Regions from separate parts of the Homo sapiens genome. Here region 1 is linked to region 2. Evidence: read pairs that join two places in POLR2A ChIA-PET (ENCODE). Cell type or tissue: OCI-LY7. All regions are shown on one strand. Each heading gives the region's core, and the rest is flanking DNA. Links, peaks and the distances in the headings are about the cores only. Region 1 has its middle 21 kb from the start of MIR34AHG. Region 2 overlaps SLC25A33 (solute carrier family 25 member 33).

Region 1 (15,442 bases), core at 5,178-10,177, 360 kb after region 2:
TTCCTTCCCTCCTTCCTAAGTGGATTGCATGGGGCTTGTTAGGAGCTGAATTGTGTCCCCCCAAATTCATATATTGAAGCCCCAAATTCATATACTGAAGCCCCCAAATTCATTTATTGTGTTACCTCAATATTCGTATATTGAAGCCATAATTCAATATTGAAGCCCTAACCCCCAGTACCTCCAAATGACTCTACTTGGAGGTAGGGTCTTTAAAGAGGTCACTGAGTGAAAATAAGGTCGTTAGGGTGAGCCCTAATCCAGTCGGACTGCTGTCCTCATAAGAAGAGGCGATTGGGACACAGGCATACACAGAGGGAAGGCCCTGTGAGGACACAGGGAGAAGGTGGTGTCTGCAAACCACGGAGAGGCCTCAGGAGAAACCAGCCCTGCTCACACCTTAACTTGGCTTTCCGGCCTCCAGAGCTGTGAGGAAATGAGTTTCTGGTGTTCCAGCCCCCCCAGTCTGTGGAACTTTGTTACAGTGGTCCTGGGAGACTCATACAGAAGGTGGTGGAAAGACAGCCACAGGCCAAGTACCTGGAGCGGTCATTCATCCCCATATCCAGCAGATATTACTGTTGTTTATTGATGCCAGGTGCTCTCCTGGGCACAGGTTGTTCATTGATGAGGGAAGCTGAGGAGGCCCTACCCTTACGGTGCTGTTTCTTTTTTCTTTTTTTTTTTTGGAGACAGGGTCTTCTTGCTCTATCACCCAGGCTGGAGTGTAGTGGCACAGTCATGATTCACTGCAGTCTCCACCTCCTGGGCTCAAGCAATTCTCCCACCTCAGGCTCCCGAGTAGCTGGGACCATAGGCACACACCACCATGCCCGGATGATTTTTTAATTTTTTTTTTGAGATGGAGCTTCACTCTTGTTGACCAGGCTGGAGTGCAATGGCGTAATCTCAGCTCACCGCAACCTCCACCTCCTGTGTTCAAGTGATTCTGCTGCCTCAGCCTCCCAAGTAGCTGGGATTACAGGCATGCGCCACCATGCCTGGCTAACTTTTTTGTATTTTAGTAGAGACGGGGTTTCTCCGTGTTAGTCAGGCTGGTCTCGAACTTCAGACCTCAGGTGATCTGCCTGCCTCAGCCTCCCAAAGTGCAGGGATTACAGGCGTGAGCCACCGCGCCCGGCCATTTTAATTTTTTTTTTTTTTTAATAGAGACAGAGTCTCACTATGTTGCCCAGGCTGGTTTTGAACTCCTGAGCTCAAGCAACCCTCTCAGCTCAGCCTTCCAAAGTATTGGGATTACTGGCGTGAGCCACCATGCCTGGCCTACAGGGCTGTGGCTGGCAGAGGCACACATGCATTGTTAGAGAAGCCAGAGACACACACACAGCAGATGCGGCGGACAGGGACTGGCTGGGAAGCGGGGTGGGGAGCAGAGATGGCTTCTAGAGAAGACATCAGATGGTGCCTGTCTGAGGAGGGAGCGCTGGGTTGACACCTGGAGGGGACAAGGGGCCAGGTGGACCTTGTGAAGAAACCAAAGGAAGCTCGACTTGCTGGAGCCGAGCAAGTGAAGGAGAAGGGGGCCCAGAGGAGGCTGTGGGCAGAGGACAGCGGGCAGCAATTGGACCTCTTAGCCCCATGGCCTTGGGGAGGGGTCTGCGCTTTATTCTAAGACAAGGGGCAGCTCTGAAGGGGGTAGAATTGCAGAGGGGTGGGCTGCCCAAGTCAGCCCATCCACCCAGCCTGCGTGTTGGGAACGGCAGCAGCAACTTCTGTGGGCCGTGGTCTGGGGAGCTGTCATGCGGGCTGTGGGAGGCCAACTGTCACTTAGGGGGGAATTAGAAGTCCCCCAGTGGGCCGGGCACAGTGGCTCACGCCTGTAATCCCAGCACTTTGGAGGCCAAAGAAGGCAGATTGCTTGAGGCCAGGAGTTCGAGACCAACCTGGCCAACATGGCGAAACTCTTTCTCTACAGATAATACAAAAATTTTCCGGGTGTAGTGGCAGGTGCCTGTAATTCCAGCTACTCAGAAGGCCGAGGCACATGTATCACTTGAGCCCAGGAAGCAGAGGTTGCAGTGAGCCGAGATCGCGCCCCGGTCCTCCAGCCTGGGACACAGAGTGAGACTCTGTTTCCAAAAAAAAAAAAAAAGGAAGTCCCCCCAGTGGTGCAGACCATAGGGTTGCCTGGAATTGGTGAACTATTCCACCAGGCACAGATGGAGAAGAAAGGGAACGTATGTCTTCCTTCCTTCATTTACAAATGTTTACGGAGTCCGACTGCATTCTGGGCACTGTCCTAGTGCTGGGACGACGCGGGGAAGAGACAGCCGACTTCTCTGCCTGGGGGACCATTGTGTTCTCATGCAGGGAGGCAAATAATAATAAATTCCTTAAATAATCATAACTAAATATTTAAACAATAATAACAATAATAAAATAATTATTGTGGGGTTTTTTTGTTTGTTTTTGTTTCTTGAGATGGAGTTTTGCTCTTATTGCCCAGGCTGGAGTGCTATGGCACAATCTCGGCTCACTGCAACCTCCGCCTTCCGGGTTCAAGCGATTCTCCCGCCTCAGTTTCCCGAGTAGCTGGGATTACAGGTATGCCCCACCACGCCCAGCTAATTTTGTATTTTTAGTAGAGATGGGGTTTCTCCATGTTGGTCAGGCTGGTCTCAAACTCCCAACTTCAGGTGATCCGCCCCCCTCGGTCTCCCAAAGTGCATTACAGGCATGAGCCACTGTGCCGGGCAATAATTACTGTTATTTTAACAATTATAAGCAATAAAGAATAAACAGGCGGGGCGTGGTGGCTCATGTCTGTAATCCCAGCACTTTTGGAGACCGAGGAGGGTGAATCACTTGAGGTCAGGAGTTCAAGACCAGCCTGGCCAACATGGTGAAACTAAAAATACAAAAAATTAGCCAAGCATGGTGGCATACACCTGTAATCCCAGCTACTCGGGAGGCTGAGGCAGGAGAATCGCTTGAACCCAGAAGGTGGAGGTTGCAGTGAGCCGAGATCGTGCCGCCTCACTCCAGCCTGCGTGACAGAGCAAGACTCCATCTCAAAAAAAGAATAAACAAATAAGTATAATGCCAGGTGCCGACACACATGCTTGGAAGAGAAAAAAGGCTGAGCGAGGGATGGGGTGAGAAGGAGCTGGGGTGCTGTCTTGAAGGAAGGACTCTGATAAGGGGACGTTTGGGGCTAGACCAAGGGATGTGGGCTCCATGTGCAGAGATGTTCATGGCTCATGTCATGACATGACATCCTATGCATGTCAGGGACCCCAGGAAGGCTTCCATGCAATGGAAATATTTTTCATTTGGCTGCAGGATCTGAAAATGCATCCTTCATTCCTTTGTAGTTAGTGTCTTCATTCTTCTGTTAAACAAGACTCCTTTGAGAAGAATCTCCACAGAAGTCAGTTACCCCCCAGCATCTTAGCAAAGACACAGGAACGATCTATGCGGTGCAAGCAAAACTTTAGTTTCATTCAGGGAAAAGGAGAAGCCAGCAAAGACTTCAATCAGCGTGGACTGAATTTGAATCTCTCCCCTGCTCTGCACATAGTAGGCACTCCACAAACGCGTATGAAATGAACAAGTCAGAAAACCCACAGTGTGCATATATAAGCTGGCCCACCTGATATTTGAACATTTATGGGTTTGCTAAATATCCCAAGAGCCAGATTGGGTGGATGGGAGGTTGCCAGCCCATGGCTGAGGATGCAGAAGCAAGAGGAAGAAAGAACACGACTGCTTTGGGTGGAAGGGAGTTTACGAATCATGACCTACGTTTGACTTTGTGATCTTCATAGCCTCACATGGCATTGCTTGGAGCAGAATGAACTCCATGCAGTGCAGTTATCAACATGAGCTATATAAGAGATTCAAGGCAGGGAAAACCTTCATCTTCTATTGATAATGAAAGCCGCCATCTTGTTCCCCTCCCTGTGAACTGTGGTTTTGTGTTGGTGGAGAAGAGGCCAAGCACATTGAGGTCATCAGAGAAGGCTTTACTCATCCGGAAAGAAGAGTCACTATGATGCATGCAACTGTCTCCAGTCCAGATGTTTTACCATCCAGAGGTCAGGGGACTTTTTATGATTTAAGACATGGGGACTCTCCTGAATAGAATGGCGATCTTGAGTTTATCTTGGCCAGCCCTCTTCTCCAGGCAGCACCATTTCCGGCCATTTAGGGGTTCTGCCTCATCCTTAAAAGGGAAAGACGGCCATGCAGTGGCTCATGCCTGGAATCCCAGCGCTTTGGGAGGCTGAGGCGGGCGGATTATCTGAAGTTGGGAGTTTGAGACCAGCCTGACCAACATGGAGAAACCCCATCTCCACTAAAAATACAAAATTAGCCAGCCATGGTGGTGCATGCCTGTAATCCCAGCTACTCAGGAGGCTGAGGCAGGAGAATTGCTTGAACCCGGGAGGCGGAGGTTGCAGTGAGCTGAGATCGCACCATTGCACTCTAGCCTGGGCAACAAGAGCAAAACTCCATCTCAAAAAAAAAAAAAAAAAAAAAAATAGGGAAAGACTGTGCGATTAACTTTAGAGGTAATATTTTAGAACAACTTCCAGACAGAACAGTTTCCCTAGGTTTAACCTAGTTTTCTCCTGCTGTTACTGAAAATAAAAGAGACAGTGGGATTGTTGCATATTAACCCCACAAAAGGGAGCCAAGGAAAAGAATGTAGCTGTATCTGCCTTCCACCCCTGTGTGTGCAAACTTCTCATCGCCACGACTGGAGGTGCAAACAGGAATTAGACTGCATGCATTTTTGAAAATCAAGACCTAAGTTGACAGGGGTATTTGCATGCCAAAGCTGTGAGGACTTAGGGGCTAAGAAGAAATCAAACATATGTTAGAATTAGCTCTTGAAGAAAGGGAAAGGATCATCAAGTTTGACAAAACATGGCTGGGAAAGGGGCGGTCAAAAGCAAAGACCTGCAACCTTGACAGTGTCCAAAAGGCTGCCAGTGTCCTTCAGTTTCTTTTTTCTTTTTGATTTAAAAATGAATGCTCATTTCCATTAATTATTGCCCCAAGAGACATTTTGTTAGTCACTCTGGCCAAGTTAGATGTGCAACAACAAGTTTCCTCCATTCTTTTTCTTTTTTTTTTCCTGGAGATGGGAGTCTCGCAGTGTTGGCCAGGCTGGTCTCTAACTCCTGGCCTCAAGGGATTCTCCCACCTCAGCCTCCCAAAGTGCTGGAATTGCAGGCATGAGCCACCATGCCCGCCATTCCCCATTCTTAGGATGACTTCCTGTGCTGATCCACACGAGTAAGTTTGGTGAGTTTCCCCTGTGTATGCAAAGGCAGTAGAGACCGTCTCTGGTAAAGACAGCAAAGGAGGATGCCCAAAGTTAGATCAGTACAGAGCACTCATCCAAAAATGCCCAATAAATATCAGCAAGAGACACAAATCAGAGACCTGGGTTGGATAGAAAATCAATGGCGTAAAGTGGAGACGGAGAAGAATCTGCAGCCCTGGCATGATTAAGCAGAAGCATGGAGAAGGGCACACATTCTGGAGCCAGATGGCCTAAATCCTGCCACCTACTAGCTATGTGACCCAAACCTCCTTGTGCCTCAGTTTCCTCAACTGTAAAATGGGGGTGATCCTGATAACACCTGCCTTGAGAGGGTTGTATGAGAATCAAATGTCAACACAAATGAAAAAAAAAAAAACTATAAAAGACCAAGCGCGAGGCCTGGTGCAGTGGCTCATGCCTGTAATCCCAGCACTTTGGGAGGCTGAGGCGGGCGGATCACCTGAGGTCGGGAGTTCGAGACCAGCCTGACCAACATGGAGAAACACTGTCTCTACTAAAAATACAAAATTAGCCAGGCGTGGTGGTGCATGCCCATAATCCCAGATACTCGGGAGGCTGAGGCAGGAGAATCACTTGAACCCGAGAGGCAGAGGTTGCAGTGAACGAGATCACGCCATTGCACTCCAGCCTGGGCGACAAGAACGAAACTCCGTCTCCAAAAAAAAAAAAAAAAAAAAGACCAAGCATTCTATAGATGTAGCTATTAACTTCTTATAACCAAAGGAGTCCATATTATAACCCTTCAAAAAATTGAGATGGGTGGGGGCCAGGCGCGGTGGCTCATGCCTGTAATCCCAGAACTTTGGGAGGCCAAGTCGGGTGGATCACGAGGTCAGGAGATTGAGACCATCCTGGCTAACATGGTGAAATCCCGTCTCTACTAAAAATACAAAACAATTAGCCGGGCGTGGTGGCGGGTGCCTGTAGTCCCAGCTACTCGGGAGGCTGAGTCAGGAGAATGGCGTGAACCCTCGATGGGGAGCTTGCCGTGAGCCGAGATCGCGCCACTGCACTCCAGCCTGGGCGACAGAGCAAGACTCCGTCTCAAAAAAAAAGAAAAAAAAATTGAGATGGGGTCGGTGGCCATCACATTTCACTGCTGTTTTCACATGAGACAGTTCTCATATGAAAATTTTTACTGGTTGATGTCGTGGATTGAAAGATGGCCCCAGAAAGAAATGTCCCGCTAGAAGTTGTGAATGTGACTTTATTTGGAAAAAGGGTCTTTGTAGATGTAATTAAGGATCTGGAGATGAGATCATCCTGCAGTAAGATGGGCCCTAAATCCAGTGACAAGTGTCTTTATGGGAAGAAGACACACAGAGGGGAAGACAAACACAGGGACTGGAGTGATGTGTGTACAAGCCAAGGAACACCAAGGATTGCTGGCCACTCCCAGAAGCTGGAGAGAGGCCTGGGACAGATTCTCCCTCTGATCCTCCAGAAGGAACCAACCCTGCGCATACCTTGAGTTTGGACTTTTGGCCTCCAGAACTGTAAGAGAATACATTTCTGTTGTTTTAAGCCACCAAGCTTGTGGTCAGTTGTTACGGCAGCCAGGGAAATGAATGCAGATGACATTCTGGGTTTCAAAATTGGAGGAGACTAAAGAAACGCTTGCTTTGGACTTCAACCCTGTGCCTGTTCTCTGCCTCTGGCTGCAAGAAGACAACTTGGTATTTTTCCCGGTTTCAGAGTTGAAATTCTTTGGCTTTGGTCTGCATATCATCTATCACATCATCTATGGAGAGGAAACTGAGTCACAGAGCAGAGAAGTGATTGTCAAGGTCACGTGAGGAAGCGGTAGAGGCCGACCACTTGCCCAAGAGGGTGCAATGACAGGTACAGTGAGAAAATCATAGGACAAAGAATCTGAAGACCCAAATTCTAATCCAGGCGCTGCATCCCACAGGCTAGGTGACCTTGGGTGACTAAGGCCCAGCCGTTTCTCACCTTTCCATTCTTCCATTCATGAAATGGAAGGACTGGGTTACATGCTCTGTGGGGTGCCTTCCCCACTATGACACCCCATGAGTCTGTGGTCTTCCCCCACCTCAGCCTGGGTGCAGCCAGGAGGAGGAGAAGGAAGACAGCCTGATCGAGGCTGGCCCTCGTCTCTGTCCGCCAGCACAGCGCAGGCTGCACAGCCTCACCTGTGTGCCAAAGTCCTCGAGGGAGGGCGGGTGAGGGCAGCCGCAAAACACTGTGCCCACGTTGGTTGTGGTGCACTGCAGCAGTGTGGCTGTGTCCCAAGCAGGATGCGGGCAGCAGAGCCTCCCCTCTCACTCCGTTTAGAAACAAGTCACACACTCCTGGTCTTACTTCAGTAATGAAATGTACATGGAATTGATGCAATTGGTCTTTCTGAACAGTTTATTTAGAAGGGGAGTTTTAGTCTCCCCGCTCAAACACACACACACACACACACACACACACTTCCTCCTTTATTTTCCTTTCTTGGGCTCTGAGTTTGTGATAAACTCAAAACCTGGAAATACCTACATTCCTGACCACCTTCTACCTCTCAGTATATCTATTCTGCCTAACCCCTTGTGGGTTATATTAGAATGCGCTATCTTAACCATATCTGCATTTAAAGTGCTTCTCTCTCCTGGAATTTTCTCAATTAAATCCCTACCTCAATCTTAAAGACTATTAACTTTCACAGAAGCAGGAACGGGAATTTTAAGAATCACAGACGTGTCAGGACAAAATTGACACTTAGTGGCAATCTTGAACATTTCATGTGCCTGACAATTTTTTAAATGGGGTTTTCTTGAAGGAAAACAAAAATAGAGATTTCCCAAACGGTTGAGAATTTGCCAGTGGATGGAGAGGAATTTTCCTCTTCTCTTCACCCCGGGTCTACCTCTGCCCTTCTTGATAAAGCAACGGTGTCAACTTGTCTGGTGCAAAGCAGACTGTCGGCTCATCACCTCTGCTCCTTCCTGGGCATCAGGCTGCAATTCTCAAACTTTTGAACAAGTCCCGCCTTCTCCAGAATTAAGGATTAAAGACTCTGCAGAGTCTCAATCTTCTGTTTTTGTTTTTGTTTTGTTTTGTTTTTTCAAGAAAAGCATCTTCAGGTGAACAAATCTGGGAGGTGGGGCAAAGCTTTGGACCTAGTTGTGTGAGAGCGTGGGGGAGGGAGGAGGCTCCGCGGAGAGGTGTCTCTATAGGAGTGAGCATCTTGCAGTGTCAGGGGTTTAAATTCAACCGGCGGGGGGCGGGTGCATGGTGGGGGAGACCATCCCTGCCTCCTGCAGCATTGACTCCCGGCACCATTTGGGTGCAGGGACCCAGCTGACACTTCTTATTTCGGGTCCTGCCTCTCCCGAAGCAGTCTGAACTTGCCAGCATCCAGGCAGGACGGCAGCAGCTGAGCAGAGGAGAGAGGTAACTTTCAGGGAGGGGTGTGTTGGTTTCTGGATGCTAGATCAGCTCATTGACACGCTCCTTGGATAGCCAGCAGAAAGATCCCCTTTCCTTTGGGTTTTAAAAAGCTTTCTCCCCTAAGAAGCCGGAGTCCTCTGCCTGCACTTTGCAGAAACTCTGGGCGCTAAGAACTCCATCCAGGTCCTTCCCCGTTGGCTTACCGGCACAGCACTGTGGGGAGAGCTGAGTCAGTTGCTCACAGGAGTAAATTTTTAGGAATAATTTTTTAAATTGCTGTTTGAATTCTTTTTTTTTTTAAAGATTGGGTTTCTTTCTCATGTTGGTTTTATGTTTGCACCTTGTATTTTAATTAAGCTACAAAGAGTATAAGTTTGTGGAGAAGATTTTGGTGGAGGTTTTACGATTAAAAAAAAAAACTACTCCATTGCAGTCCCGCTGCAGTCCCAGAAACCTGGTTTAACTGCAGAGGCTCTCACGGTACAGCCTGCTTCTCCTCTTTACCCTTGCCAGAGTCTGAGCGTCTGGTTCCCACCTGTCTGACTTCTCCAAGCCCCCCATCCCCATCTCCTTGCCCACCTACCCTCTGCGAAGGACCCCGGTAAGTTGGCTGATGTCGGTGACAGTGGGGTTTGAAGGAGAATTTGGACACTGCAGCTTTAAGAATGCCGTACTGCGAAATCTTTCTCCTTCAAGTGACTGCAGACCGCAGCAGCGGCAGAGGCAGCAGCGGCAGAGGCAGCAGCAGAAGGAGTCAGCTGGAGGAGGAGGAGGAGGAGGAGGAGGAGGAGGAGGAGGAAGGAGAGGAGGAGGGAAGGAGGGAAGGAGGGAGGGAAGGGGATGCAGCCCATTCTCAGGTCAGCTTGTTGGGTACCTCGGACCAGGGAGTGCTCAGCCCTGGGCAAATCCAAAGCACAATCAGGACGCTGACTTTGGGCTAGTTTCCCTCTCCCACATGCTGGGGGCGGAGACCCCGTGGACTTACTGATGAGTTGAGGCTTATTCCTTGCCTCAGTCGCGTGCCATCCTGCCGCGTGTGTTTGCGTCTGGTTAGCTGGCTCTCTCAGCCATGTGGAATTGGGCCGGAGAATGCGGGTCTGGTCTCTGTTGTGATCTTTCTCCAGCTTGGCTTGAAACCTGGGAACACTGACGCAGCCTTCATGGTCTTGTTCACTGGGGATGGAGGTTTTCTTCTTCCGGATTTACTGAGATGAGCTCTGGAGGGAAACTCGAATAGAATGATTAGTGGCCGCCGGGGCAGAGGCTGTAGCATTTAAGAAGGGGATGGACTGCTTCTGTGTTGGTAGCAGGTGTTGAATGATGGGAGCATTGGGTGCCAGGCAGAAGAGGAGGGGTCTCCATAAGGGGCTCGTCTAGATGGGACTGCACAAAAGCAGCAGGAAGCACACTTGGGACAGTGGCTCTTTCTGGGGAAGTACATAAGCAGCCTGAGACATGTGAGCTATGGTCTCTGGGACCCAGACTCCTATGCACCCAGCCAAAGGGCCTCCCCAAAGTCATTTGCTGCCTCAGTAGGTGCCGGCTGGAGGAGCTCCCAGGCTGGCACTGCTGAAGTGGCATTCCCTGACACGCAGAGCTCAGATCAGGTCTGCATGGGGGGCGACATTATACAGTGCCAACAGTGGCATCTGCCCAGGTGGTCCTGGGCACTGGAGGGCTGAGCTCCTTGTGATCCCTCCCAAAGCAAAAGGGTATCTTTTTACAAAGAAATTTTAGATCTCACCATAAATCACTCAAAGGATGTGCAGCAAACCTCTCAGATATAAGTTATCCAGGCAAGCCCCTGAAACAGCAGCTGGGCTTTTGGGAACGGCTGAGGCTGGTGGAGCCACATGACCCCTGTGGGTCCCTGCATTGTGTTCTGGTTCTCGCTATAGACAGGAGCCTGAATTGAAAGCTCGTGCTTAGAGAACCTGCCTGTACCGTGGCAGGAAGCTGCTGGCGTTGAAGCTCCCTGGGGCATGCAATGTGCTCATACCAAACACCTCAGTCATTTGGGGAAATTTGGGCTCATAGACAAATGTTTAATGAAGTCTTAGACCAAATCATCGCCTGGACTAGAAAAGCACTCTGCAGGCTGAACACAATTCCCTCCCCCAGAATTAGGAGCGACTTTCTACTGGCTGCTTTCGAAGTGCCCGTTCCCTCCTTGCAGCCCTGTCTCTTGCTCCATTTTAAAATACATTCCCTGTATATTGAAAACCATCTCTCCTTCTGTCCATCAATCTGCAGCAACTTAAATTTTCCAGACTAACGTGCTTGGCCACGAACGATTTTGAGCCCAGCACACCGAAACGAGTCATTGGGGTCCCACGCACTAGGGTCTTTTGAAGTCAGCATGGCAGGATGCTAAGGATGGAGACTCACCTGTGCAGCAGGCTGAACCGTAACCCATCCCAGCCTCTGACTCCCAACCCTGGAAGCTGCGAGGACCAGCTGTTTGTCTCTGGACTTTTTAGTTTGCCCTCATCCATGGGATGGAGGTATCTGTGACCTCTCCACCCGGGAGAGGGAGAGAACAGACCTGGCCTGCCCAGACACACTTTTCTCTTCTGGTGTCTCCCTTCCCAGCCTGGATGACAAACGAGTGTCCTTCCTGCCTGGAATTAGCCAAGGGAGAGGCCTGCTGGTTGAGGGCTGCAGAGCAAATGCCACTGTTGGCCCCCAGCACTCTGTCCCTGCCCACTGGTCTCTGGTTCCCTACGGGGAGGTCAAGGGAGACAGGAACTTCACAAATGGGTCCCGGGGAAGAGCAGATGACTCCAGTGGGGCTTGTGAAAGGAACTACACAGGATGAAATGAACAAGGGATGGCCGCCCTGGCCTCTACGGTCTTCATATGGCCAGAGGCCTCCTTCCCTCAGGCAGGCACTGTCTGGGCCAAAGCCACCACGGGGTGTTTGGGAAGAGGAGGTGCCAGCCGCTGAGGTGACATGAGACCCTCAGGGATGGGCAGGTGATGGAGGGATCTTAGCCTGGGACACCTTCATCTCTCAGGGAGCAGAACAGGGAAGCTGGCTGCTAAGTAGCTAGTAAGACAGGAGCGGACCTCGGACGGTGGGGGTTGCATTTCCCAGGCAGCAAATCCACTGCAGTGAATGAAATGATGCCCACCACACCACCCAGTCACCCCCATGTCAGATCCACTAGCTTTGGGGTTGCCCTTGTCCCTGCCCACGTGTCAAATCCCCACGGCCTTGTCTGTGACCCCACAGTAACATCTAGGGGGTTCCCCGGGCCTGGGTTGGGCTTGAAAGAGAATTCTGTCTTTCCATTCCCCCCAGGCCTCAGAGCAGGGTGCATTACAGCCCATCATCGTGGAGGGGAAAAAATGAGGCTAGAGTTGGTTTCAGAATTAGATGGGGGTGCATGACTAGAGGGTGATACAGAGGGGCGTACGTTTCGGACACCCTGTCCATGTCGTGGGCCAGGCTCTCCGGGACACCTCCCAATGCACCAGTGCTGACTCAGGGGTATTTCTCCGCTTGCTGCGCTCCCACCCTTTGCAACTGCCCCAGCCTTGGCCAGCCCAGCCCTTGCAGCCAGCTTCTCCCGGTCTCCTTGCGCAGGGGCAGTTAGAACCCAAGCTGCAGCAGGCCCTCCCCCGCCCTCCCCGCCCGCCTGCCCGCCTGCCCGCCGCCCGGGCCAAGTCAGCAGTGCTGAGCGCTGCGGGGCTGCAGCAGCAGCCGGCGATGCGGAGACCCTGCACCACTGCTCCGGGCGGCGCTCGCGTCCCGACGGCCACCTCCTGGCGGCTGCGCGCAGCCGGCGCCGAGATCCAGACGGACGCACGGTGCTGATTGGTGCAGTGAGTGAGTCTCCGGCTTTATTTAGACCACCGTTTCTTGACGACTGTACTTCATTGGAGTTGAGGGCTCGGAGCAGCAGGCAGCCTTCCCCGTGGGAAGGATGACAAATGGGGAGTGCTGCTTCTAGGTGCTCGTACCAACTGGCTTCGTGCGTCCTGGGATGGGCGGTGTTCACAGGCGCTTCGGGGCTGAGCGCCCACCAAGTGTGGCGCGCGCTTTTGGGAAACTCCGTGGAAGACCAGGACGGACCCCTGGAGGGTTAGGAAGACTTTGAGACCAGCCAGGGGAAGCCGTGTCCCGGGCCCTGACTGTGGATCTCCTACTCTGAACCACGGACTCCAGTTTGGAAGGCCAGGCTGCCTTTCGGATTGGGGGGTAAGGAAGGGATCCCCAGCTCAGGCAGCCTTTTGGGCTAGGGCAAGGGGACCTCTGGAACCACATTTTTGAATGCTCCCACCCATGATTTCTGGGACAGCTACTGGAGACAAATAGAGGCTCGAAGGTGTCGGGAGAAAGGCTGTGTTCCTGATGTCATGTAGTTGAACTTGGATGTGGAGGAAGTCCAGCTTCCCCTGCAGAGTAAAACCAAGCCAGCGAATGTGGGTGGGGGCCAGCAGCTGCCGACCCTCCTGGGTGATGTGATGGGCTTAGGTGGTAGGAGCCAGGGGCCTGGGGCCAGAGAGGGCAGCCCTAAGGGGGTCTAGACAGCACCTTCTGCCCAGAATGGCAGCCTTTGGTACAAGTCTTTATTTATGCCAGTGGCATGAAAATGTCGCCCGATGAATCCCCAGGGGCCCGTTCTTGGCAAAAGCCCTGTCTCCCAGCAAGATGGGAAGTGATGTCACATTGCACTCTCCAGCCCGCTCTTCTGGGGTTGTTCGAGTTGTGAGATGGTTCGGTGACTGATGCCTCTCATTGTCCCAGACCTTGTGCTTCCCCTGGGAGACCCTCCACCCTGGTGGTTGCTTTTTCCTGTCCCCATGCTTTAGCTTGAGCATCTCCACCGTGGAGGCTGCCCTTGGAGGCTGCACTGTGCTGGGAGGAGAGGGAGACTGGAGAGGGAGAGGAGGAGGAGATGGCAGGGGCAGTGGGGCCCTCAGAGCTGGTGCAGTACTGTGCTGATGTCATCACTTTTGGGGGCCTGCTGAGGCCTGTGGCTGCTCCAGAATCGACACCAGGAGCCTCTTGCTCAGCCTGGGACAGGCACAGCATTGCGGCTGCCAGTCTCCCTGACAAGGACAAGACCTGCACCTTCCAGGCAGAGCCAACTGGCCAGCTGAGGTCCTGCGACTCCTGCAGGGATGAAGGTATAAGGAAAAGGTGAGGGCCACGAGAACCGGCAATGGGACGCTGGCGGGGCTCACCTGGCAAATTGGCAGCACCAGACTCCGGAAGAGAGGGAGCAGAAGGGAGGCAGGCCGGGGACTGCAGAGAAAGGCGCCAAGGCACTGGCAAGATCCTAGCGCCTCAGATCCTGACCGTGGCACCTCCCCACCGACCATTTTCACTTTTCACCCAATGCAGTCGGTAGTTTGCTCTGCGCTTCTCATTCTCAGCAGTTCTGATTAAAGATCAGATCCCATTTTCCTTTTATGCCTTTAAACTTTAAGCCTGGCCACCCAAGACAAATGCTCTATTCAAAGCTGGAAGATACTTAGAAATCATCTGTTACAAGTCCCCAAGCTCAGCGATGAGGACAGTGAGGCCCAGAGATTAACCGACTTTCCCAAGGACACAGGAAGCTCAGGGCAGACCTGGGATTCCCTGGGACATGTGGGACACGGATGAGATCATCAGCGCTCAACCCATCAGGCATCCTGACTCAGATGCAGTAGGACAAGGTAAGGAAACTGGGGGCTGGGAGTTGACAGAGACCTGGCGCCCTGAGAACCATGGGAGGAACCAACGGCAGCAGGCAGTGTGCCTGGGCACTGAACGCTGCCTTCGAGTCGGTCTGCAGCACCTCTGATTGACAACTGTCACTGGGCAAAGTGCCAGGGGGAGAAAACATTCGGCTTCTTTTATGGTTCCTCTTCTTTTCGATTCTGGAAAATCAGGGGGCACTTGAGCCCGGCGGCTGCCTGTTAGGTTATGAGCGCTGTAATTTAGGCTTCCTCCATCAGAGGGCTCCCGACGACACGGGAAGGAAACCGAGCTGCTTCCCATGGGGCGCAGTGGTTTGCAGAATGGGGTTTTTCATTTTATTCGATCCCACGGGTTCAGGCAGAAAAGTTTTTCATTATTAGACTCATAGAAACAGAAAGTTCGCCGTTCGGCATTTGTGTCATCTCCTAGGTCATCCCACATTCCATTTTCACAATACAGAGTGTGCGCTGTGGCTTCTGCTGCTGGCTCTCATTTCTTAGGGTAGGCCTGATTAGTCATGTGTGCATCTGTTATCTGAGGAAATGTAGCAATTTTCCCAGGAGGGGCCGGCCATCCTTCAACAGGGGGGCTAAGGAGAGGTGACGGCGGCCCACCAGCAACGATGAACTCAGCATTCTGATCCAGCTGCAAGATCTTGAAGCCAACCTTGGGTTTCAAGTCAGGCCTGGCGCCCACGTCTTGCCTGGGGAATGCTACTGATTGGCAGCACGAACCCAGACAGGAGCCCTCATGGATCAGCCACTGCGGCTGGGTCGCATCCTTCCCCCTCCAGCCTTTCCCTTTGGGATCTATCTCTGTGTCCTTGTTCGGGACTTGCTGTTCACAGTCTCAGTGCACTTTTGTGTCCAGTGAGTTCCCTCTTTTCTCTCAAATGGTTCCACTTGTATAATGCATACTAATGACCTTCAGCTACTCAGAGATGAATTGCTGCGGTTATCCAGAAGACAGCCCATTTTCTTGTACCAGGAGATGACCTCTCTTCTGCATGGTAAAATAGAGATCACACGGTGTCACAC
Region 2 (15,442 bases), core at 6,488-11,487:
CTCTGTTACTTTTACAATCATACACTGTTATCCTCTCTATCCTATCTATCCAAGAGAACTTTCTGCCAAGATAGGATGCCCTGTATCTCTGCTCTTCAATACAGTAGCCATTAGCTGCATGTGGAGATTGAGTGCTTGAAACATGAAGACTGAGCAACTGAACCTTTAATTCTGATTAATTTACATTTAAACTGCTCCATGTGGCCAGTGACTACCCTTATGTACTGGGACAGTACAGTTCTGTATATTTCAAACAGGCTTTCAGGAGAAGCCCTGCAAAGATATGAGGATGTCATTTTACAGAAAGTGAAGTTAAAAGCCTTTACAATTCCTCTGGATCAGTGTTTCTAACTGCGTTGGAGTCACCTGGGGGTTCTGTTAAAATGCAGATTCTGATGTAGGTCTGGGATGTGCCCTGGGATTGTGTGTTTATAACAAGCTCTCATACAATACTAATGCTGCTGGCCACATGCCATACTTAGAGTAGCAAACACTTAAAGTACATTACAGTAATGATAGCAGATTAATTTTCACACTTAAGAATATAAAGAATACAGTAAGTAGAATCCTTTCTTTCACACACTGAAGACACGCCTAGCATTCTCAATGACTATTTGCTATGTCCGCTATATTTAGGCAAATCCAACATAGAAAAAGACACTGGTCATTCAGCAGCATCACCCTTTGGTAAGAAAGGACCCAGAATTCCATACTGCTTAGCATGAGCTAGCTGGAAAGTTTAATGCTTACCTTGATGGTGCAACTCCAACCAAATTTGGACCCAAGCCTCTAAAAAGTGACTTTGGTCCCTCTTTCTCCAAGATCGACCTGAATAATAAGAAAAGACAAACCTTTAAAACCCCTCAGGCAAGGCCTATTAAAAATGATAAAGAGTCAACCTTCTCATTAGTTCCTTGAGAGAATAAAATGTTTGAGAGATGTCAAGCTCGACTCTTATCTGATTTGGTTACAATACAGAATCGGAAGGCTGTAGAATACTGCTATCATTAGCACAGTGAAAAAACATGCCTCAAAAAGCATCAGTTAGACATATTTTCTTTCTCTCCCTTTTTTTTTTCTTTTTGAGATGGAGTCTCGCTCTGTTGCCCAGGCTGGAGTGCAGTAACATGATCTCGGCTCACTGGAACCTCTGCCTCCTGGGTTCTAGCAATTCTCCTGCCTCAGCCTCCCAAGTAGCTGGGATTACAGGCACTCACCACCACACCCAGCTAATTTTGTATTTTTATTTATTTATTATTATTATTTAGACGGAGTTTCACTCTTGTTGCCCAGGCTGGAGTGCAATGGCGTGATCTCGGCTCACTGCAACTTCCGCCCCCCAGGTTGAAGCGTTTCTCCTACCTCAGCCTCCCGAGTAACTGGGATTAAAGGCATGCACCACCACGCTCAGCTAACTTTATATTTTTAGTAGAGATGGGGTTTCTCCATGCTGGTCAGGCTGGTCTTGAACTCCTCACCTCAGGTGATCTGCCCGCCTCAGCCTCACAAAGTGCTGGGATTACAGGCATGAGCCACCACACCCGGCCCAACACAGGAGGAAGCTGTGCAGAGTCTGTACTATACAATGAAATCCTGTGAAAGCAGGATGAGTATCTGGCAGAGGGTGCCACACAGGGAATAATTTCCTCATCATAATAAGATTCACTGAGAAACAGGTTCAGAGATTTCTTTTGGATTTACTGCTTCTAACAATCCTATCTTCTAGATCTTTACCTAATGTAGTAGAATCTTATACAGGGATATAAAGAATAGAGCCAGCTCAGTGCTCATACCTGTAATCCCAGCATTTTGGGAGGTCCAGGTAGGAGGATCACTTGAACCCAGGAGTTCCAGACCAGCCTGAGCAACACAGTATAAACCCCATCTATACAAAAAATGAAAAATATTAGCCAGGTGTGGTGGTGTGTGCCTGTGGTCCCAGCTACTCAGGAGGCTGAGGTAAGAGGATCACTTAGCCTGGGAGGTCAAGGCTGCAGTGAGCCATGATCATGCCACTGCACTCCAGCTTTAGCGACAGAAAGAGACCCCTTGTCTCAAAAATTAAAAACAAAAAAAAAGTTGGCGGGGGAGGGCAGAATTTAAGGAATAGAAAACTAATAATTTTCATGGACGGATGACGGTTATTTAAAACCAAAGCCTAGTATCTCAAGTCCAAAGATTATACCGTGACTGCTTTTCGTTTTTCATTTTCTTTTCTTTGTTTTTTTTTTTTTGAGACAGAGTCTCACTCTGTCACCCAGGCTGGAATGCAGTGGTGCAATCTTGGCTCACTGCAAGCTCCGCCTCCCAGGTTCACACCATTCTCCTGCCTCAGCCCCCCGAGCAGCTGGGACTACAGGCACCCGCCACCACGCCCGGCTAATTTTTTGTATTTTTAGTAAAGACGGGGTTTCACTGCATTAGCCAGGATGGTCTCAATCTCCCGACCTGATGATCCGCCTGCCTTGGCCTCCCAAAGTGCTGGGATTATAGGCGTGAGCCAATGCACCCAGCCAACTGCTTTAATTTTAAACTTTTTTTTTTGTGATGACATACACATAATAGAAAATCTACCATTGTAACCTTTTTTTTTTCTGAGACAGAGTCTCGCTCTGTTGCCCAGGCTGGAGTGCAGTGGCATGATCTCAGCTCACTGCAAGCTCCGCCTCCCAGGTTCATGCCATTCTCCTGCCTCAGCCTACCAAGTAGCTGGGACTACAGGCACCCACCACCACGCCCAGCTAATTTTTTGTATTTTTAGTAGACACAGGGTTTCACTGTGTTAGCCAGGATGGTCTTGAACTCCTGACCTCGTGATCCACCCACCTAGGCCTCCCAAAGTGCTGGGATTACAGGCGAGAGCCACATTGTAACCATTTTTAAGTGTACAGTTGAGTGACATTAAGTACATCCACACTGTTGTGCAACCATCACCACCATCTACCTCCAGAACCTTTTCATCTTTTCAAACTGAACTTTTGCACTCATTAAGCACCAGCTCCCTAGCCCTCCCTCCCGTCAGGCCCTGGCAGTCACCATTCTACTGTCTCTAATCTGACAACTCTAGGTATCTCTTATCAGTGGCGTCACATCTTTTTTTGTGACTGGCTTATTTCACTCAGTCTTTGAGGTTCATCCATGTTGTAGCATGTGTCACAATTTCCTTCTTTTTATTTTATTCCTTTTTTGAGACAGGGTCTTACTCCATCACCCAGGCTGGAGTGCAGTGGGACGATCTCGGCTCACAGCAACCTTCACCTCCTAAGTTCAAGCAATTCTTGTGCTTCAGCCTTCCCAGTAGCTAGGATTACAGGTGAGTGCCACCACGCTCAGCTAATTTTTGTGTATATATATATATATATATATATATATTTTTTTTTTTTTTTAAATAGAGACGAGGTGTCACCATGTTGGCCAGGCTGGTCTCGAACTTCTGGCCTCAAGTGATCCACCCACCTTGGCCTTACTAAGTGCTGGGATTACAGGCATGAGCCACTGTGCCCACCCAGAATTTCCTTTTTTTTAAAGGCTGAATATTATTCCACTGCTGTATATACCACATTTTATTATCCATTCACCCATCGATGGACACTTGGGTTGCTTCCACGTTTTGGCTATTATATGTAGTGCTGCTATAAACATGGGTGTACAAATATTTGTTTGAGTCCTTGCTTTGGATTCTTTTGTGGAATCCAAGTGGAATTGCTGGATCACACGGTAATCCTATGCCTAATTTTTTGAGAAACCACTAGGCTGTTTTCTATAGTGGTTACACCACCTTACATTCCCGCCTGCAATGTAAAAGGGGTTCCGATTTCTCTATAACCTCGCCAATGTGCTTTTCACACAAAAAAGTTAAATATTGTTTCCAATTAAAAGCGACTTAGAAAATCCTGAAAGGATTGTATGGAACATTCTTTAGAGGCATTTTTCCGCAGCAACACAGTTATTCACGTTGGTTAAATTTACTCTCTTCAATGGTTCAATTTCCATGGTATCCAGTAGAATTTACATTGTTATATAATGGTCTTCTCTAATTTAATCTCTTTTTCTTATGGAGGATTTCTCTTTACTAGTAGTACCATCCATTTGATAGCACTTAAGGTTGATCTAGCTCACAAATAATCATATGCTAGTCAAAAGTTAATAGAATGGCTGGGAGCAGTGGCTCACATCTGTAATCCTAGCACATTGGGAGGCCGAAGCGGGTGGATCACTTGAGGTCAGGGGTTCAAGACCAGCCTGGCAACATGGTGAAACCCCGTCTCTACTAAAAATACAAAAACTAGCCAGAAATCACTTGATCACAGGAGGCAAAGGCTGCAGTGAGCCCAGATCATGCCACTGTACTCCAGCCCGGGCAACAGAGCAGGACTCTGTCTCAGAAAGGAAAAAAAAAAAGTTAATAGAATGTTTTACTTTCATTATAACACACAGAAGGTATGATGAAAAGGTCTTTCACTTTATGGAAAAGATGTTCCTATAAAGTTAATAGTAAAGTAAATCCTGTCAATTCTATTTCTACCTCTTCCACTTTCTCCACAGGGAAAGTTTCCCAAATTAAGCTGGTTTTTGGTGCAAAAGAGGTACAGCTGACATTCTGGTCCACAGCATACTGGATAATGTTAAAGTTTCATCTATTTCCAGCTCTCCTTCCTCAGATCACTATGTAACTTTTCATGCTCTAGATTCTCTGAATGTATAAAGTAAATAGAATTTTGAATCTTAGCTTCTCTTCTCCTAATTTTTGGATGTTTAAAATAAAGAATATCTGTACCTTCAAGAGCTAGTAGTAGGCTAGCAATTAGATGAAAAAGAGTGGAAAGAAAAAAGTAAAACTATGTCTATTCACAGATGGCATGATCTTTTGTTGAAATACTAAAGAATCGGCCGGGCGCGGTGGCTCATGCCTGTAATCCCAACACTCTGGGAGGCCGAGGCGGGCGGATCACGAGGTCAGGAGATCGAGACCGTCCTGGCTAACACAGTGAAACCCCATCTCTACTAAAAATACAAACAAAAAAAACTAGCCAGGCGTGGTAGTGGGCGCCTGTAGTCCCAGCTACTCGGGAGGCTGAAGCAGGAGAATGGCGTGAACCCAGGAGGTGGAGCTTGCAGTGAGCCGAGATTGCGCCACTGCACTCCAGCCTGGGTGACAGAGCGAGATTCTGCCTCAAAAAAAAAAAAAAAAAGCTATTATTTTAAAAAGTAGTAAGTCAGACCTTAGTTCAATTTATATAATTTTTTTTTTTTTTTTGAAACGGAGTTTTTGCTCTTGTTGCCCAGGCTGGAGTGCAATGGCGCGATCTTGGCTCACCACAACCTCTGCCTCCCAGGTTCAAGTGATTCTCCTGCCTCAGTCTCCAAGTAGCTGGGATTACAGGCACCCGCCACTACGCCCAGCTAATTTTGTATTTTTAGTAGAGACAGGGTTTCTCCATGTTGGTCAGGTTGGTTTCGAACTCCCTACCTCAAGTGATCTGCCCACCTCGGCCTCCCAAAGTGTTGAGATTACAGGCATGAGCCACTGTGCCTGGCCCATTTATATAATTCAATTACATAAAAATATTATGCAGAGACAGTAGTCTTATTTTCTAATCAAATCATTTTCCTTACTGACAGGTGTTAAGCCCAGGCCCTTTTAAGTGATCCCATACAACCTCTGCCTCCTGGGTTCAAGCAATTCTGCTGCCTCAGCCTCCTGAGTAGATGAGATTATAGACAACAGCCACCACGTCCTGCTAATTTTTTTTTTTTTTTTTTTGAGATGGAGTCTTGCTCTGTCAGCCAGGCTGGAGTGCAGTGGCTGCATCTCGGCTCACTGCAGCCTCCGCCTCCCAGGCTCAAGTGATTCTCCTTCCTCAGCCTCCTGGATAGCTGGGATTACAGGTGTACACCACCATACCTGGCTAATTTTTGTATTTTTAGTAGAGATGGGGTTTCACCATGTTGGCCAGGCTGGTCTTGAACTCCTGACTTCAGGTGATCCGCCCACCTCAGCCTCCCAAAGTGCTGGGATTGCAGGCGTGAAACACGAATATTGCCCCTTTTTTTTTTTTTTTGAGACGGAGTCTTGCTCTGTCGCCAGGCGAGTGCAGTGGCATGATCTCGGCTCACTGCAACCTCCACCTCCCGGGTTCAAACAGTATTGCTCTTTTAAGGGTTCAAGCAGTATTGCTCTTTTAAACGATCGAGCTGTCTGAACTAAAACCTCTCTCAAGTAACACCCTGAAGTGGCCTATACTTTATAATATAGCACATAATCAAGATTTTCAAACGCTAAGTGTATCAAGAAATTGTGTAAAGTTTAGATCCTCTCTGTGGTCCCCATTAATGTACCCTGTTCAGCTTCAGGAGTCATTTAAACACAATTAAGGGAATCTCTGGCTCCAGGAAGCTTGAAGCCGCTCATCCATAATGCAGTAGGGAACTCGTGTCCTCAAGTGACTCAGGCCTGTTAAGAACTTAAGAAAGGCGGTCTCCATAGTTACACATAATAACAGTTGGCAAAAAGCCAAATCTGTTACATAATCCAAACTTCTAACCTAGCTTGATGTTTACAAAACTTTTCTGGAACAATTAAGATCCTACTATAAATGGTACATTTCAGCTGCAAAATCAAGCCCAGAAGGATCCAGACTCATTTTCCCACAGTCACAAACTTTCATTTAGGAAAAAAATGGAAAAAAAAAATCAGGGTCTTGTTTGGAGCATTTTATTCTCTTCACTGTTTTATATCATAATATGCATAGCACAGACTAATCCAAGACAAATGTCTCATCTGAACACTGTGGTTCCTAAAAGATAAGATAGGAGATCACTAACACGTTACTTTTCAATGAAAAAGGCACTTGAAAAAACAAAAAGAGGGCTGCGCGCGGTGGCTCACGCCTGTAATCCCAGCACTTTGGGAGGCCGAAGCGGGCGGATCACAAGGCCAGGAGATGGAGTCCATCCTGGCTAATACCGCTGAAACCCCGTCTCTACTAAAAATACAAAAAAAATTAGCCGGGCGTGGTGACGGGTCCCAGCTACTCAGGAGGCTGAGGCAGGAGAATCGCTTGAATCCGGGAGACAGAGGTTGCAGTGAGCAGAGATGGTGCCACTGCACTCCAGCCTGGGCGACAGAGCAAGACTCTGCCTCAAAAAAAAAAAAAAAAAGAATGTGTCTCAGCAGTTTAAATAGTAAGAACTTTGCTGGAAAATATTAAGCCAGAAGATTTTTATTTTTTTTAAAAGCAAATACCTGAAATACATATACTATTTATTACTCTGGCACATTTAATAGCAGATACCTGAATCTGTTAACATATTGCCTTTTTGCTTTTTAAGTAACTATTAAAAAAAAAAAGATAGGTTCGAGATAGGTTCTTCAATAGAGAATTTTTTTCTTTAACAGAATACTTTTCTTTAACAGAATAGAGAATATTTTTTTCTCTGAATTTTGAAAATAAACTTTCTATAAACAAATTCTGTTCTCTGACAAGTCTTTTAAAGTAGTATTCCCCAAATGAGTAAGACTATTAATAAGCAGACAACTTTTTTTTTGAGATGGAGTCTTGCTCTGTTACCCAGACAGGAGTGCAGTGGCACGATCTCGGCTCACTGCAACCTCCGCCTCCGGGGTTCATGCCATTCTCCTGCCTCAACCTCCCGAGTAGCCGGGATTACAGGCGCCCACCGCCACACCTGGCTAATTTTTTGTATTTTTAGTAGAGATAGGGTTTCACCGTGTTAGCCAGGATAGTCTCTATCTCCTGACCTCGTGATCCGCCCGCCTCGGCCACAAGCAGACAACTTTTAAACGAATGACCATGTTATTTGCATGGGTTTTTTTTCTTTTCTCTTTTTTTTTTTTTTGAGATGGAGTCTCGCTCTGCTGCCCAGGCTGGAAGGCAGTGGCGTGATCTCGGCTCACTGCAACCTCCGCCTCCCAGGTTCAAGTGATTCTCTTGCCTCACCCTCCCGAGAAGCTGGGATTACAGGCACGTGCTGCCATGTCCGGCTGGTTTTTGTATTTTTAGTAGAGACGAGGTTTCGCCATGTTGGCCAGGTTGGTCTCTAACTCCTGACCTAAGGTGATCCACCTGCCTTGGCCTCCCAAAGTGCTGGGATTACAAGGGTGAGCCACTGCGCCCAGCCTTGTATGGTTTTTGAATAACAAAGTGTCTTCCAAAAATGTCAACAGGAAACTAACACGGGCTTTGTAGATAAGACAAAAGCCTGTACCCTTGTTCTTGTTTGATCACTTACTAGATAAAGACCCTCTCTGTAAACCATCGTCACCGCCGTTAGCTTAGGGATGGTTAATGAAGAAACAGAAAGCTGTACAATAATCCAGGTGAGAGAGGATGGTGGCTTCAACCCACATGGTAGCAGCCTGAAAAGGAGCCACCCTCTGTTAAGCCCCCCTAAAGCTTCCTAAGTTGGTATATTGTTTTTATGTAAGTCCTGAGTTACAGACTCTGCCTTTAGAACTTATTAACAGGAAAAGATACAAATTTCCCCCGAAGAGTATGCTTTCTTCACATGAGAATTATGTAATAGGATATTCCCCCCCACCTTTTTTTTTTGCCTCTATTAAGAGATAAAAGACTTTAAGGTTAAAAAAAAACAAAACCTTGTGTTTAAAAGCAGAGAGTAGCTATTATAATGACAGCAGCTTTTATTATTTACACGGAGGGAGGGTGTTAAGCCCTTTATATGCAATATCTTCCTGACATGCCAAAACTCATGCATTCAATTTGTATGGAATGCTTGCTATGTGACAGGCAACATTCTCGATGCTTGGGGACGATTTCAGTAATTAAAAGAAACCAAAGTCACTACCTCCAAAGAAGTCCCATTGGAGGGGGTGGTGAAGAGGGAGAAAAGAATAGAAATAAGTAAACTACACTGTATGTTGATGGACGTAAGTGCTACGGATAAAAATATAAAGCAGGAAGGCGGGCTGGAGTGTTGCGGAGAGTTTGCTTTTAAATAGCATGGTCACTATAGGGTCTTCCTGCAAGGTGATGACAGCGGACGTCAGCCGTGCAGACAATGTCTACTGCAAACACCCTGCGGTGGGAAATGTTCCTGGCCTTTTAAAGGAACAAAAAGGAGGCTGGAGAGGCAAAGGGGAAAATAGGAGATGAAAAGTCAGAAGTAATGGGAAGGGTGAGAATCGTGTAGAACCTAGTAGGCCACAGGGATAGCTGTAGCTCTTACCCAGAGGGAGACAGCAACTCTGAGCAGAGGATCTGAGCAGAGGGTTCTCTGGGTGCTCTGCTGAGATCAGACTGAGGGTAGAGGGCAGCAAGCTTTCAAGCCAGAGCAGTCAGGAAGTGAATGCACCAATATAGGTGAGATACGGTGGCTTCCATCAGGACAGTGGTGGAGGAAGTAGTGAGAAGGGGTAAGATTCTGTATTTATTTTGAAGGTAGACTTGATAGGATTTGCTGCAGGGCTGAGAAATAAGATCCAAGGATGACTATGAAGCTTGAGATCTGTGTAGCTGGAAAGATGGAGCTGCCTCTAACAGAGACAGGGAAGACTCTGGGAGCAGTAGGTTTTGTGGAGTTCTGTTTTGCTCATGTTACTCTTGGATGGCTAATAAACATCCAAGCTGTCAAACAGGCAGCCGGATGGAGCGTGTGAGGCTCAGAGCAGAAAGGCTGCCAGCTTACAGATGGTATTTACAGCCATGAAACTAAGTGCGCCCACAGGAGTGGCAGTAGCTAGAGAAGGCCAGGGTCTGGGCCCTGGACCCTCCAACAGCCAGAGGTTGTAAGGCTGCAGCACAGCAAAGGAAACAGAAGCAATAGCCACGGAGGCAGAAGGGTGCAGTCCTAGGAGTCTCTGAGCTGGGAACTGCTGCTGCCTTCGCGGAGAAGCAGCAGAGGCTCAGCCTTGTGTCTGGGGCTTGTTCATTTCTTACTTTACTTTAGCGGCTTCAAGTCTTTCTTAGAAGCAAGGTGGATATACATTGAACATGACTTTGGGCATGTCACTTAGCCCTTAACCTGCATGTCCTCTTCTCTAAAATAGAGGTAACGTCACGCCTGAGTACTCATCTGCTAAGGTTGTGCAAAATCAATGAAATACTACCACGTAAAAGGAGTTTTCTTCGTAAGTGTATACACCTACTATGTACCCACAATTTTTTAAAAGTAGTCCTTTACTTGAAAGTTATTAAATAGTTGTGTGAGAGAATCTTTCTTTTTTTTGACACAGGGTCTTATTCCATTGCCCAGGCTGGAGTACAGTGGCACAATCACAGCTCACTGCAGCCTTGATCTCCTGGGCTCAAGGACATCCTGTCTTACGTAAATTGTGCCTAAAAGTGCTAAATGTGTGGTTTTTGCAATAGAGCACCTGCATTTTATTACGTCTTTTTCTAACATTTCCCAAATACATTTTTACAATGATAAGTAGCTTTCCTGATAAATGTGTCTTGAACACACTCTTGCCCAAGAATCCGTTTGAGAGATCTGAATATCATGCTCAGTTATATTCAACTCCTAAGTTCAGCCTCCTGAGTAGCTGGGATTATAGGTGCACGCCAACATGCCCGGCTAATTTTTTGTATTTTTTGTAGAGATGGGATTTCGCCACATTGCCCAGGCTGGTCTCAAACTCCTGGGCTCAGCTCAAGCAATCCATTTGCATTGGCCCTTCAAAGTGCTAGGAATACAGGCATGAGCCACCGTGCCCAGCCCAGAATTTTAAAAATATATAATAAAGCTGAGGAAATAAAGCTTAAATAAAATAGCTCTTGGGTGAAAAGTGCCACTTTACAAACACCTTTCTGACAAAACATTATAACTAAAATTTTACTTACTAACGCCATTGTTTATATTTTGATGTCAATAAAATAAACTGATTTAAAAGTATTCATGCCGAGCACAGTGGCTCACGCCTGTAATCCCAGCACTTTGGGAGGCCAAGGCGGGCAGATCACCTGAGGTTGGGAGTTTGAGACCCGCCTGACCAACATGGAGAATCCCTGTCTCTAATAAAAATACAAAATTAGCCGGGCGTGGTAGCACATTCCTGTAATCCCAGCTACTTGGGAGGCTGAGGAAGGAGAATCGCTTGAACCTGGGAGGCGGAGGTTGTGCCGAGATCACGCCATTGCACTCCAGCCTGGGCAACAAGAGTGAAACTCTGTCTCAAAAAAACCCAAAATTAATTAATTAATTAAAGTATTCATATATAAGTGATGGCTCATTATTGTGTAGCTGTGGCTGTATTAACCAATGAAGCCGGTGGGACTGTAATGAAAATAGTTTGTCTTTTGTGTGGTGTGGAAGTTGTTCCTGTATTAAAACATGGAGTGGCCTTTTTCCTTTGATTTAAATTTTACTAAACAATTGCCCTAATTGAGGGGAGGGAACAGATACACACAGACACACAGACACACACACAGACACACACACACACACACAGACACAGACACACACACAATCTCTTATGGGGGGGGCTGGATTTACTGGAGATTAGAAAGCCATAAGAATCCAAAATGTTCTAAAATCAGAAACTTTTTGAGTGACAACATGATGCTGAAAGAAATGCCCATTGGAGCATTTTGTATTTCTGGACTGGGGATGCTGAACTGGTATGATGAAGCAAATATTCCAAAATCCGAAATCTGCATTGCTTCTGGTCCCAAGCATTTCAGATAAGGGACACTCAACCCACATATCCTGTAAAACCTAAAATGGAGAAACATTCCCATTTACCTTCCAGGTTGGCCCTATTGACACCCACACTTTTGGGTAACAGTTCCCCAGTTACAGTAAATCCAAATTCACTAGTCATGATTATTTGGCAAGAGGAAATTCATTTTGAATGTTACTGAAGTAACATTACCTGTCTTCAGTTTCCTTATGTCCAAAGCACTGCATGTTCCTTAGAAGAAAGGTGTCACCCGGGACACTGGCACCGCCTAAGCATGTGAAAAGGCAAAGCAGGAGGAGTGTTCTCACAGTCCCATCTTGATGGGGGCCATGGACTCGGATCTGTCCTGAGAGCAAAGTGTCCCTCCACATCTCTGTGCTTCTGTCCCTCCTGTACCCACCCCCAACTTTCCTGCCCAGTGTCTCCACTCCTTTTCTTAGCATTTAATTTAAAAACCTGATTCTCACCCAGACACAGTGGCTCATGCCCATAATCCCAGTACTTCGGGAGGCCAAGGCAGGCAGATCTCCTGAGGTCAGGAGTTCAAGGCCAGCCTGGCCAACATGGTAAAACTCTGTCTCTACCAAAAATACAAAAATTAGCCAGGCATCGTGGTGCATGCCTGTGATCCCAGCTACTCGGGAAGCTGAGGCAGAAGAATCGCTTGAACCGAGGAGGCAGAGGTCTCAGTGAGCAGAGATCGTACCACTGCACTCCAGCTTGGGTGACAGAGTGAGAATCTGTCTCAAAAAAGAAAACAAACAAACAAACAAAAACCCCAATTTCTCCTGGAGTCTTGGACACCAATCTCCCTGTTCCCTCGCTGGGCTTCTGATGCTCTCACTTGTCCCTGGCATCTGGTCTTGCTGTTCAGTTTCGCTCAGTAAGCTCAGATGTACCTTTGCACACATTTGGCATGAATGCCCCAGTGACTCATAGTTGGGTTTTACAAATAAAACATACCTAAAAATAAACTAAGCACTCTCCAACTCATCCTGCCTTATCTAAATTGTGCCTAAAAGTGCTAAATGTGGCTGGGTGCGGTGGCTCACGCCTGTAATCCCAACACTTTGGGAGGTCAAGGTGGGCGGATCACGAGGTCAGGAAATCGAGACCATCCTGGCTAACATGGTGAAACCCCGTCTCTACTAAAAATACAAAAAAATTAGCTGGGTGTGATGGCGGGCACCTGCAGTCCCAGCTACTCAGGAGGCTGAGGCAGGAGAATGGCGTGAACCCAGGAGGCGGAGCTTGCAGTAAGTGGAGATCGCACCACTGCACTCCAGCCTGGGCGACAGAGTGAGACTCCATCTCAAAAAAAAAAAAAAAAAAAAAAAAAGTGCTAAATGCGTTGTTTTTAAAACAGAGCATCTCCATTTTATTACTTCTTTTTCTAACATTTCCCAAATAAATCTCTACACTGATAGCTTTCTTGATGAATGTCTTTCTTGAACATACTCTTGCCCAAGAATCAGTTTCAAAGATTTGAATATCATGCTCAGTTAAATTCAACTATTAATTATAGAGCATCTCAAAGTACAAGGTCCTGAGCTAAAAATCAGATATTCAATCAGTTCTCTTCTGAATTTGATTTTACCTTATGCATAGACTGATAAGCCAAATTTGACTTAAGAATATTTGGCTACTTTATAAGCAAATGAATTATTTTTTCTACAGTAAAAATAATAAAATGGGCAGGTAGCTCAGGTATAAAACAAATTTTAAAGCCCATTTTATTAAACATAACTTTTCTACACATTTAAAAATATTTCCCAATAAAAAGCAAAAAAAAAGCTGGTGTGGTGGCTCACGCCTGTAATCCCAGCACTTTGGGAGGCTGAGGCAGGCGGATCACCTGAGGTTGGGAGTTTGGGACCAGCCTGGCCAACATGGAGAAACTCCATCTCTATGAAAAATACAAAATTAGCCGGGCATGGTGGCGCATGTCTGTAATCCCAGCTACTCAGGAGGCTGAGGCAGGAGAATCGCTTGAATCCAGGAGGCAGAGGTTGCGGTGAGCTGAGATTGTGCCATTGCACTCCAGTTTGGGCAACGAGAGCAAAACTCCAGCTCAAAAACAAACAAACAAACAAACATTTTGTTTCTTTTAAAAATATTCACGGCTGGGAGCGGTGGCTCACGCCTGTAATACCAGCACTTTGGGAGGCCAAGGTGGGCAGATCACCTGCAGCGAGCCAAGATCGCACCATTGCACTCCAGCTTGGGTGACAGAGCGAGATTCTTCTGTCTCAAAAAAAGTAAATAAATAAAATAAAATAAAATATTCACAACTCTTCTGTTGTGCAATTTTTAAAATTTTACTCTATCACCTCTTATCTTCATTTCCCTCAAAAGCTTTGAGCAAGAGCAATGATGTGATGCAACAATTTACACGTGGATTTTTGGTTTGCTTTGCTAGGTTTACTTTAACTGCCCTGGATGATGGTCACATGTACACTGGGACCCCCCGCTGCCAGGGGAGCAAGGTCAGAGCTCAAAGGTATTGGTAAAGAAATCTAATTCTTAAGTTAGGACCAAGGCTATGCAAACAGAACATCACATTTGATAAGCTTGATGAACATTCTCTGTTGACAGTGGCGGTACAGGGTGTGCAGGTGGCAGGAGCAGACAAGACTGAACTTACTTCAGAACCTGAAAGAGTCCAGGTGTCACGGATGTTGGTCTCACCATTCCAGCTCCACTAATGGTCCCCAGATGAACCTGAGGATAGTAGACTGTCCGGAGAGCTAATCTTGAAGACTGCAACCGTGTCTTAATGACTTCTAGTGGACAAGTGAAAATAGCACCAACTGTGCCTCCACACCTGTAAGGGAAACCAAAGCAGATCAGAGAAGCTATACTATTCCCTACACAATGGAATGCTAAGCTTAGCTTTTCTCTCTTTAAAACTAGAACGTGCCGGGCGCGGTGGCTCACGCCTGTAATCCCAGCACTTTGGGAGGCTGAGGTGGGTGGATCACGAGGTCAGCAGATCGAGACCATCCTGGCTAACACAGTGAAACCCTGTCTCTACTAAAAATACAAAAAAAGAAAAAAATTAGCTGGGCGTGGTGGCAGGCGCCTGTAGTCCCAGCTACTCGGGAGGCTGAGGCAGGAGAATGGCGTGAACCCAGGAGGCAGAGGCTGCAGTGAGCCGATTGTGCCACTGCACTCCAGCCTGAGTGACAGAGCAAGACTCCGTCTCAAACAAAAAAAAAACCCAAAAAAAAAAAAAAAAAAAAAAAACAAAACTAGAACACAATAAAGGTTAATAAAATTAGTTGAACCTCAGCACTTTGGGAGGCCGAGGCAGGTGGATCACCTGAGGTCAGGAGTTCGAGACCAGCCAGGCCAACAAGGCAAAACCCCATCTCTACTAAAAATACAAAAATTAGCCGGGCATGGTGGTGCATGCCTGTAATCCCAGCTACTCAGGAGGCTGAGGCAGAGGTTGCAGTGAGCGGAGATCTTGCCATTGCACTCCAGCCTGGGCAACAGAGCAAGACTCCATCTCAAAAAAAAAAAAAAAAAAAAAAAAAGTTGAAATCCCAGAGCTAAAGGGTAACTACTATTCCCACGTTAGCACATCCTTTGGGGCTTTCCATTCTTGGCATTTTCACCTAACCCCTTCCCAGTATCTAGGTATTCTGAGTGCCCTTTTATGGCAAATTATGCACCTGCTTCATCATTTCCAATGGCTTCATACTATCTCTGCCTTATCGATTGATAAGATATTAACCAATTTCCTACTGTTGGACATTCATGTAATTTCCAATTTCA

What was found. Peaks named below come from ENCODE experiments on the same cell type or tissue, not always from the same donor. Only the 100,000 strongest peaks of a DNase experiment are listed, where the experiment ranks them.
Region 1: POLR2A ChIA-PET joins it to region 2 with 6 read pairs; 3 of 35 experiments call an interaction of 5 or more read pairs at or near these places.

The regions. Positions count from the first base shown.
Region 1 is chr1:9,195,850-9,211,291 of GRCh38, reverse strand. No RefSeq gene overlaps it. Among named protein-coding and RNA genes, the nearest start is that of MIR34AHG, 21 kb to the right of the region's middle. RefSeq lists an enhancer at 12,745-13,265. In OCI-LY7, for the core only: no CTCF peak of the experiment used is centred there; no DNase peak of the experiment used is centred there.
Region 2 is chr1:9,552,670-9,568,111 of GRCh38, reverse strand. It overlaps SLC25A33 (solute carrier family 25 member 33), which reads right to left. Exons shown (of 7, transcript NM_032315.3): 2 at 14,307-14,486; 3 at 751-828. Among named protein-coding and RNA genes, the nearest start is that of SLC25A33, 21 kb to the right of the region's middle. RefSeq lists a silencer at 12,495-12,695. In OCI-LY7, for the core only: a CTCF peak has its summit at 9,264; DNase peaks (open chromatin) are centred at 8,211, 9,301 and 10,301; H3K4me3 peaks cover 2,573 bases; H3K27ac peaks cover 3,676 bases.